Regions from separate parts of the Homo sapiens genome. Here region 2 is linked to region 1. A link is a loop called in an ENCODE intact Hi-C map of the cell type or tissue named here. Cell type or tissue: heart right ventricle. All regions are shown on one strand. Each heading gives the region's core, and the rest is flanking DNA. Links, peaks and the distances in the headings are about the cores only.

Evidence for each region. Hi-C counts contacts between places; a loop is a spot of excess contacts. Peaks named below come from ENCODE experiments on the same cell type or tissue, not always from the same donor. Only the 100,000 strongest peaks of a DNase experiment are listed, where the experiment ranks them.
Region 2: it touches region 1 in a loop (1.9-fold over the local background); 11 of 110 quality-filtered maps call a loop at or near these places.

Annotation. Positions count from the first base shown.
Region 1 is chr2:240,348,259-240,353,629 of GRCh38, reverse strand. No RefSeq gene overlaps it. Among named protein-coding and RNA genes, the nearest start is that of GPC1, 85 kb to the left of the region's middle. In heart right ventricle, for the core only: a CTCF peak has its summit at 2,703; no DNase peak of the experiment used is centred there; H3K27ac peaks cover 365 bases.
Region 2 is chr2:240,421,970-240,427,340 of GRCh38, reverse strand. No RefSeq gene overlaps it. Among named protein-coding and RNA genes, the nearest start is that of GPC1, 11 kb to the left of the region's middle. RefSeq lists an enhancer at 1-431. In heart right ventricle, for the core only: no CTCF peak of the experiment used is centred there; no DNase peak of the experiment used is centred there.

The sequences.
Region 1 (5,371 bases), core at 153-5,152:
CGGGAGGGAGGGAGGGATGCTGGGCATCACCGCCGACAGCTCACATCCGCCAGAGATGAGTGTCCCATTCGGACCCGGTGCAGATGCGCGTCCCATTCAGACCTGGCACCGTGTCCTCTGAACATCACCTCTGAACCTCCCTGAGAGTGGGGAATCCATAGCCCCTGTCTACACTTGGAGAACCTGGGGCCGGTGACCACCAAGTGGCTCCCTAAGGCCACTCTGCTCGTGGTCTGCCAGCTGGGGCCTTGGAGTGGGTGTGCCTGAGGCCGAGGCCCATGCTCCAAGGCATCTGCTGTTCTGGGGCCACCTGAGTGGGGAGGACACTGGTGTTTATCAGGCCTGCCAGATGCCAGATGGACCCTGGGCAGGGTGCTGGCTGCCACCCAGAAGTGGATGCTGGGATTCTCAGTCCCTGTCCTGTCTGTGGCTGCTTGGGAAAGCACCGCTCTCTTTGCTGGGGCCTCCAGGGCACCCCTCATGAGGCCAGTGCACCCCAGACCCAGAGCTGGAGGCCAGTTCTGGTACAGCCTCACACTGGGCAAATCAAAGCAGGGGCCCCTCCTGGCCCTCAGTCTCTTCTTCATCTTCCAGGTGTGTGCAGGAGCTCCTGCATGTGTGTGTATGAGCCCAGGGCTCCAGACCCTATAGGCACCATGGGGGCATGTGTTACCCATATTATGGGTCCCTTCAGCTCTCATGGAGACCCACGGGGTTATAGTGGTGACTGGTTGAAAACCTCTGTCCTGGTCCTTTGACTAATTGATATGGTTTGGCTGTGTCCCCACCCAAATCTCATCTTCAATTGTACTCCCTTAATTCCCACGTGTCATGGGAGGGACCCAGGGGCAGGTAATTGCATCATGGGGGCTGGTCTTTCCTGCTAGTCTCGTGGTAGTGAATAAGTCTCATGAAATCTGATGGGTTTATCAGGGATTTCCGCTTTTGCTTCTTCCTCATTTTCTCTTGCTGCCACCATGTAAGACGTGCCTTTCGCCTCCCACCATGATTCTGAGGCCTCCCCAGCCATGTGGAACTGTAAGTCCAATTAAACCTCTTTTTCTTCCCAGTCTCAGGTACGTCTTTATCAGCAGCATGAAAATGAACTAATAAGCTAATGAAAACAAACAAAAACAAAATAAAACCCTGGGTTGGAGATAACAGAAGAAAATGGTCACAAATTACTTAGGCTTTCATAAAGCAAGGACATGTGTTTGGTTTAAACGACAGACATTTACAGTTCTCAGTGTTATTTCTGAAAGCAGGGATGCCTTCTGAGTTGGAAGCTCACTGAATGAGGATGTAGGGATTGCAGTGACCTGGTTAAATATCTGTGCCATCCATTTGCAACATTAAGCAGGACGATGGCACAGACCCAAAGGGAAGATACGCACGGATGGCTCTCAGCCACGGACCACTTGTTTTCAAAGCAATGATGCCTTTCGGTCCTGAGAGTTGGGAAGGCAGCCAAGGATAGGGCAGCACACATCAGCCAACACAGATGGGCTGAGGACCTCCAGCCACCGCCCACCCCATCTGGAGACCCCTCTTTGCAGGAGCCATGTGGGTACCCAGCCTTGCTCGCATGCCTCCCTTGCCAGCAGACCCACTACTTCACAATGCGATGGGGCCCAGCATTCATCGTAAGGGCGGTGCTTCTGCTGCTAGCCCTCAGGAGGCCCCACCCATAGTCATCTCTCAGGGTGCCGCCTGATGCACCCCGGTCACCTGGGAACCAGCCTTCCAGCTGTTTGCGTACCCTTCTTAAAGGCTTATACAAGCAAAGGGGAAGAGAGTCCCAGTGAAGAAAGAGGCTTTTCGAAAGGGCCGAGTGTGCCTGATTACTAATCCCCCCAAGCAGGCCTTCTATCTGTGATAAGGTTCTTCTGAATTTAACCATCACAAAGCCACGTGTTGACTGGAGACACGAGGAGTGACATCTCCTTAGATCACGTTTTGACACAAATCCTCCGGGCGCCGTCTCATCTTGACACTTCAAAGGAACAGAGGCTTCTCCGTGGCAGGGGCTTCCAAGAGCCAATTCACCACCTAAGACCAAAGGGAAGACGTGTGCCCCTTTGATCACGGCCTTCTGCTTGGGGGCGGCCCCCTGTTCCCGTCTGGGCGGGCTCCCACTGCTGGCTCCCCAGCGCAGTCAGGGATCCTCACGCGCCCAACCCACAAAAGAGCGGCCAGCGTCTGGGGGGAAATGTTACTCGGTGCAGAAGGAGCGGATTTCAGGAGAGAGACAGCAGCTGACACAAAACAGACGTAGCTTGTCTTCATCAAGGGCGTTGCAGAAAGAAATCCAAACCAGGATTGGATTTTAACAAGATGCAAACCATTTGCACATGATCGTCAATGAGAGGCGCTTGACATAACGTCTTCTAAATGGTGGCTTGCGATGACAAGGCCTGTCTGCAGACGGGCAAATGGGGTTTACGCCTGTCAGACGATTACTGCAAGCCTGCCCTGTGCTACTGCAGCTCATTTTTTCCAGTGTTAGCTAAAATGGGCTCAATTGGGAGCTGCTATTAATATGCCACAGCCCCTACCTTCTTACCAGAGTAATTCAAAACAAATGTGTCAGCCCTGGGGACGCGTGAGGACGCTGGCACTCGGATGTGGAAGCATGCGCCTGGACCTGGTGCTGGCTGGCCCTGTTTGCGCGTGCTCATGTGCAATGCGGTCACCCGGGCACTGTGTGGCTCCCTCTGCAGCAGGGTTGCACAGACAGTCGTCTGCATGGCTTCTGCTGGGTGCCGCTGCACCTCTGGGTGACCTGCACGAATCCGCACCACTGCCTGCATTCCCCATTGCCGTTGCCACAGATTGCCACAGCCTGAGGGGCTTGAAACAGCACAAGTGTCCTCTCTTACAGCTCCGGGGGCAGGACTCCTGGCATGAAGGTGTCTGCAGGGCTGGCTCCTCTCAGGGGAGAATCTGTGTCCTGGCCTTTTCCAGCTTCTAGAGCCACCTGCATTCCTTGGCTCAGGGCCCCTCCTCCATCTTCAACGTCAGCCGCGCCGCCTCTCCCAGCACCCTCTCTCTCTGAGTCCATTGTCTTCACAGCCTGTCTCTCTCTCTTCCCCGCGGGAGGACTCCTTGATGACATTGGGCCCACTCAGATAATCCAGGATAACCTTCTGTCCCAAGATCCTCAACTTAACCTGTCCGAAAAGTGCCTTTTGCCACATGAGGTCATGCATTCACAGGCTGGGGACAAAGATGTGCACATCCTTGTGGGTTATGGTGGCTGTGATTCTGCCAGCCATGGTTCTGACTGTAGCTGTGGGGTTGGTGAAGGTACCTTAGTCCTATGTGAACTCCTGATCCTCAAACTGCCCATAAGCCAGTGCTGAGCCAGGGCCACTGCACGCAGGCACTGTCCCAGGCCCCAGGGTGCCCCGAAACCGCTGCCCTCTGGGACTCCAGGCTCCTGCCCCATCCTGGCCACCCTTGATGTTTGAAGTTATGCCAAAGCCCAGAGCTGGTGGTGTGGTGGACACTGAGCCCCTCGGAGAAAAGGGACCCCGTATCCGCAGGACATGCTGGGGGCAGAGGCGGCTTCCCTCCTTTCACCATCACCCGCCTCCAGCCTGCAGGCTAGAGGAGAGGCAGGAAGAAATGTGTGTTGGAAGAATTGTTGCCCACTGGGACAGGTGGGCTCACCGGGAGTCCTTCGAGAGAGCTTCTCGCCGTGTCCATGCCTTTGTAGCTCCCCAGTCTGCGGCATCTCTGCCTGCCTGAGCTGGCAGGTGGGGCATGAATCTGTTCCTAGGAGCCAAAGGCACTTCTGAGTGGCAGGACACAGATGTTCGCGTTTTCCCTTGGGTAAGAACACATCCCAGAGGTGACCAGACTGGGGCCATCTTAAAAACCCACCCAAGAGGTCTGCCTGCCACTGTTGGAGGACACCAGGGGCCACCCCATGGCAGGGGAGCCGGGGTCCCAGGGGAGGACATGAGGCTCCAGCGGGGGGAAGAGAAACACTCCTGGGCGCCAGGGAGGTCTGATTTCTACTGGACAGACTTTGAGACATCTGGAAAGGAGACTTTGTGCAAACCGCTGCTGCCTGAATGGCCCTGGCTTTGCCTGATCTGTTGTCCAGAAGGAGAAGAGACCCTGGAGGGCAGGTGTGGGCAGGAGGCCCGGGGACACAAGGTTACTTCCTGACTGCCCTTTCCACGGGTCCTGGCCTTTCAATGAAGCAGCTGCATCTGTACAACATTTGCATGTGCACAGCAAAGTTCACACACACACACACACGTGCGCACACACTCGCACACACATGCACGGACACACGTGCAAACGCACACGCACACACGCGCACACACACGCACACACGCGCACACACACACGGAAAGTGCATATATTTTAATGATGGTAAAACATCCATAGTATCAAATATATCATCTCAATCCTTTTTATGAATCCAGTTCCATGGCGTTCAGTACATTCACAGCGTTCTTCAGCCTTCACCAGCGTCCAGCTCCAGGACCCTTTTCATCCTGCAAAACTTGAGACTCTGTCCCCATTAAACATCCACTCCCTCCCCGCGGCCCTGGCACCCACCGTTCTTTCTGCCTTCTAATTCTAGGGACCTCAGATAAGTGGAATCACACAGTATCTGTCCTTTGAGGACTGGTTTGCGTCGCCGAGCGTGATGTCCTCAAGGTTCATCCATGTTGTAGCGTGCATCAGTGTTTCCTTCCTTTTTTAGGGCTGGGTGATATGCCGCTGTATGCACATGGCACAGTTACCCGATCCGTTCTTCCACTTGGGACACTTGGGTGGTGTCCACCTTTTGCTGTTGAGTGGTGCTGTGAGTGAACATGGTGTCACACTCTGTTTTGTAGCCCTGGCTGCAAACCTGTGATGCCGGCATTGTGGTTTCTGTTTCACAAGGGAGCAAAGCCAGGCTGTGGCCGTCAGGTGACCCTCTGAAGGCTGTGCAGCTGGCCAGCTGAGACAGCATGGCCGGAAGCCGGGGACTTACTCTCCTGGCTGGGAGCCGTCTGCTCCCTGTGCAGCCTCCCAGGTGTTGGGGGAAGGGCCCCCTTATGAGAGAAAATGTTTTTCTCTTGCTGTTTGCATATTCTCCACACATGAGGATATCCCCGGTGACCTCTCTGGGTCCCATGATGGCTGGACCAGTGACTGTGTGTGGTGAGGCTCTGGGGTCATCCGTCCAGCCCTCTCCTCCACTGCCCTCAGGGTCCTCGATCCTTCTTGGAGGGTCCTGAGCTGCGGGCTCCAGAAGGAGGCTATCAGGGCCCCTGGTGCCTCTTCCATCCAGGGCAGGTGGCAGGCGTAAGCTGTGCCCACAGGGGAAGGTTCTAGAATCCCTGCAGGAGGAGGCCCCTCTGCA
Region 2 (5,371 bases), core at 243-5,242, 74 kb before region 1:
CTCCACACTCAAGGTCGCCAGTGACCGCTGCCTGCTGGGTTTCCCTGGGTCCCCTGGCAGAGTAACCTGGAAGTGGCAGAAAGAAAATGACTTAGACGTATCCCTTAGCTGGTGGACAGGCACCAGTTCCTGCTACACAGCTGGAAACCCAGGCATGTGTGTGCTGTTACAAAACAAACTTTCAACACATTTAGTTAAGATCTGATATGGTTTGAAAGTTTCTTCTCTCTAAATCTCCTGTTGAAATGTGATCCCCAGTGGTGGAGGTGAGGCCCTGTGGGAGGTGTTTGGTCACAGGGGTGGGACCCTAGTGAATGGCTTGACGTCATCCCCTTGGCGATGAGTGAGCTGTCGCTGAGTTAGTTCACACGAGAAAGCTGGTTGTTTAAGAGAGCCTAGGGCCTCTCCCTTCTCTCTCTTCCTCCTGCTCTTGCCGTTGACGCACCTGCTCCCCCTTTGCCTTCCACCATGAGTGGAAGCTTCCTGAGCCCTCACCAGAAGCAGATGATGGTATTGTGCTTCCTCTACAGCCTGAGCTGATTAAACCTCTTTTCTTTATAAACGACCCAGCCTCAGGTGTTTCTTCATAGCAATGGAAGAGCCGACTCGCGCAAGATCTAATTGGCTATCCCTGGTGACTCACGAATCAGGCAGCATCGCATTTGGAGAGTTAGGAAGGGTGTTCCCATAAGCTGAGTGGAAGAGGTGGGCTTTACAGGCAGAAAAGGCTGAAGAAACAGAAATAAGAGGACAGCAAGTGATTGGGCATTGTGGGGTCACTTTCCTTGTCAGACTAACACGGAGGGACTTCCTGAGTCTCCTGACTCAGGTAGACTGATTGGCTGCGGTGAATCTCTTCATTTTGGGAAAAGGGGCCCTTTCTAAGTTCAGTTTGATGATGTGACATGAAGCATGAGTGACTCCATTCTGGTTTGGTCTGGGTGTTGGGTTTGGGGCAGGAGCTTCTCTGAACCAGTGGCCACGGTCGTTTTTATTTGACCATTGCTCTACGCTGTCTCCTGAGGTTTCTTGTGGCTGAGCCAGGTCACAGTGAGCTGCACCGATCACCCATCCTGCTACTTCCCTCCTCATCTCTTCCTCACGCCCCTGCTGCTGTTTCCTGGGACCATCCAGTAAACGAACCTTGTCTCAGCATCTGCTTCTTGGGGGAACGCAGTTGAAGACTGTCTCAGATGTGCACAGTCTCCCTGAGAGGTGGGTCTGTTTGCATCCAGCTTATAGAAAAGCACCTGGCTCAGGGAGGTTAAGTATTAACAATTCACACAAGTTCACAACAGCTTGTGATCGTCCCTGCCCTGTCACCTCCCTGTTTATCACTACGTTCTCCAGCGACATCCTCCCCTCCCATCATCTCATGCCTTGGAAAAGGTGGGCAGACCCTGAAGACAGAGCCCTTACCTGGAAGGGGAGGCGCCAGGTCTCCAGCAGGCAAGCCCTGGCTCCCTCCCACCCAGCAGGAACACTGGGCTGACTCTGGACAGGTGGAACTGCCACAGTTTACAGAGGTCTGAGTGAACTGGAAGCATCTTCAATCCTTGTGCATGAATTGGTTTCCAAGGTGTTGCCCGTGATATTTTAACCATTTTTGTTGTTGTTGTTTAGAGACAAGAACTTGCTCTGTTGCCCAGGCTGGAGTGCAGTGGCACGATCATAGCTCACTGCATCCTTGAATTCCAGTGCTCAAGCAATCCTCCTGCCTCAGCCTCCTGAATAGCTGGAATTACAGGTGCACACCACCGCATCTGGCTAATTTTTTTTTTTTTTTTTTTTTTTTTTTTTGTAGAGACAGGGTCTCGTTATTTGCCCAGGCTGCTCTTGAACTCCTAGCCTCCAGTAATTCTCCTGCCTTGGTCTCTCAAAGTGCTGGGATCACAGGTGTGAGTCACCACGCTGTGTGGTATACCGCAGATCAGTGTGCAAGCCTGACGGTAGGGCTTGATGAATTTGCATCTCTTAAAGTGCACCCAGATTGAGAAACAGAGCATGCCCTGCCCCAGGGACCCCTCACGTCCTCTCCACATTGTCCTGCACCCTGAAGTCCCCCTGCCCAAAGCTCCCCTGCCACAGGACAGGTGCCCTGCCTTCGACCCTGACCCATGGACTGGGCCGCCGGGCCTGGCACTCTCCCTGGCGCTGACCTCGGTCTCTCGATCCTGAGCACCACCTGCGTTGCTGCCCACTTCTCGTCCTCAGGTGGCCTTCCGTTGTGAGCGCCTGTGGTCTCCATGCCCAGGCCACCGTGGCTGGACAATCGTGTGGTTTCAAGAGCGCTGCTGTAGCTGTGTTTGTCTCTGCCACCAGGGGCACATGGGTGCGTGTTTTTGCGGGGTCAGAGGTGCTGGGCACCAGGCTAGGCAGAGTCCGCTAAGCCGCTTCACAGAGTGACTGCTGGCTGGGCTTCCCGCCTGGTGTCCTCACCAGCACCAGCTGCCCTAAGAAATCATCTCTTCATGGATGAGCTGGCTTCCTCTCCCTGGAAGGTAACTGCATCACCAGGGCAAGGGCAGCTGTTGGTTCTGCTGTATCCGAAGCACCAGAATGTGCCTGGTGGGGCAGTGCCCGCTGAGACTCGGGTCTTCACGGCTGGGTGGTGAGTGGTTGTTGTAGGAGTGACCAATGCTTGTTGAATGAATGAATGACCACGTGAGGTGGCATTGCCATTAACCCTCAAGCTAAGAAGGAGCAGGGGTGTTTGGAAAAGTGTGAATCTGGCGGAGCCGGGCACTGCACTTGTGTGGCCCCAAGGGCCTGGACATTTCCCCCATGCCCCTGGTCCAGACCAACAGGCCTGCCCTCCGAGATTCTGTCCCCAACGTGAAGACTCCTGTATTCACTGAGAGCCTCAGGACTGTGTTTAGAATGTTGCTCAACACAATCGTGGAGAAAGTGCAAGCTTTCTGTCTTCCTCTGCAGCGTCAGTCACCAGCCAGCCTCCTGCTTTCTGCCCCCACAGTGCCTCAGGAAGACCCAGCCCTCAGCCCCAGCCCTAGCCCCACCTCAGTCTCCCTCCATGCCTGCAGGTTTTCTGGAAGGAGATTTTCTTGCTACGTGACCATTTCTAAAGCTCATCCATTTCTAAAGCTCGTTCTGAAGCTGTCCAGAATTAGGCATTGCACTTTAATTGCCATTGTGGGAAAAGGCATTTCAAAATCACACACAGAGACCTCGCCTGCTGGCCAGCCCTCCTGCCCTCCTAGTGGTTGGAAATGCCAGAGCCACACACAGTCGTGGTGTTGGGCGGAAATTGACTCTGGCGCGTGGCACCCGGAGTGGCATTGGGTACAGGGTAGTGGGAGGGCTGGTAACCCGGGGATTTCCACTCAATGAGCTTGGGCTGAACGCGAGAGGCCCGAGGGCCGTACGCCTGGTGCATCCATCAGGAAGGTTAGTGGCAGAGACACCGGTGCCAGGGACTATCACTGGTCGGAGGCCATATGCCTGGTGCACCCATCAGGAGGGTTAGTGGCAGAGATGCCGGCACCAGGGACTGTCACTGGTCGGAATACTCCTGGCGCACTCATCAGGAGGGTTAGCAGCAGAGACGCAGGTGCCAGGGACTGTCGCTGGTTGGAGGCAGGGCTAGATCAGCTGAAGACCGTGTTGTCCCACAGGATCCAGTTTTTGGGACCAACAACCAGAACTGGAAGCTTTTGAAAAGCTTGAAAAATCTCTAGTAGTGGTTAAAATAGAACACATCACATTCTGAAATATATGAAAAAGAAAAAAGAGGGTTCCCATTCACACCCTCACCCAGAGTGATCAGGGTGAGCCACTGTGGGCGCATCTTTCTAGAACTTTCTCTGGTTCGTAAATGGCCCTGTTCAAGCATCTGATGCCCATTGTGTGCGGCATTGTTTTTCTAACTGAACCCTGAGCGAGCCTTGGTGGCCTCTCCACATCAGGGCCTAAAGCTCCGCCCACACCTCTGTTCCAACCCATTGTCACTATTCCAGAAAAGGGCTGCAGCCTCTGTTTTACCATGCCTCAGCTCAAGAGTGTTTTTATTTCAAACAAAGTGATATTAAAATGGCAGCGGTGGCTTCTATAGAACAGATGATGAGAAACACATCTGCTGAGTTACAGGGTGCACATTTCAGTATTTTAAAGAGGTGGCCTAATGTCCTTCAAAAAGACAAAGTCAGGCACAGTCCCTGGTGACTCATGCCCTTGTCAAAGCAGGGGTCATCACACCTCTCGATGTTGCTGACCTGAGGCTCGAGGGGTGAGATCCGGGAGTGTTTCCGTTTGTACTCCCTGCTCCCTGGGAAACTGAACATTTTTTCATGCATTTACCAGCCACTGTCAGGTTTTCTTATGGCCTGTCTATTCAAGTCCATTGCCATTTTTCACCTTTGTTGTTTTTTTTTGGTATTGATTTTTGAGGAGGTCTTTATGGATTAAAGATTAGGCTCTTTGCCTGGAATCTGTGTTGCAAATATTTCCTCCTTCCCCTGTTCACTTATGTGAAATGCCAGTAAATACTCATTCCAGCATACACTGGCCTGTTTCTAGACTCACCCTGGATCTTTTTTGCATATTGCTGGGCTAAGGCCACACTGTTTTGAATAATGTAGTTTTGTAGGATGTACATTTCTTCTTATTCAAAATTTCTTGCTATTCTTTCCAGTGTCTCCCCCAGATGAACATTGGATTCATCCGTCAAGATCCATAAATAATGGATGAGAATTGTCTGGAGCTCATAGATTAGTTCTGGGAGAATTGATATTTTCTCAGACATCCAGGTATTCTAGGTATTTCAAATTCTCCCTTTATTCAATTTAAAAAATTGCTTTGCAGTAAAGTCTCACGTTTTTCATCATCTAGCCCTTTTTATATTTTGGGGTTTATTCTTAGTTGTTTTAAGGCTTTGTCTATTGTGAGCAGTATTTCTGAGCATACGTTTTCATTGGTAATTGCTGTGTTTAGGGAAGTCATTGGCTCCATTGATCTTTCAAGTCACAGCTTTGCTAAATTGTTTCCTTACTTCTAATACTTTTTCAGTTGGCTGCCTTCTGATTTCTAGGTAGACAATCATAGCATCTGAAAGTAGTGATGACTTAATCTTTTAATTTCCAGGTATTTATGCCTTTCATTTCTTTTTTTAATAAATGCATTACTATCCTTATTAGGATCTCTAGTATAATAGTAAAGATAAAATTGGTAATGATGAAAACACTCATGTTTTCTCCTGACCTTAAGACTAATGCTTTGAAAGTTTTATCATTAATTACAATATTGACTAAAGGCTTCTAGAACAAACTGTTATCAAGTTGGGGAAGTTGTTTCCTATTCTTTCCTTGCTACAAGGTTTCTTTTTAAAGTCCTAGTAGGGAAGGATATGGAATTTTTT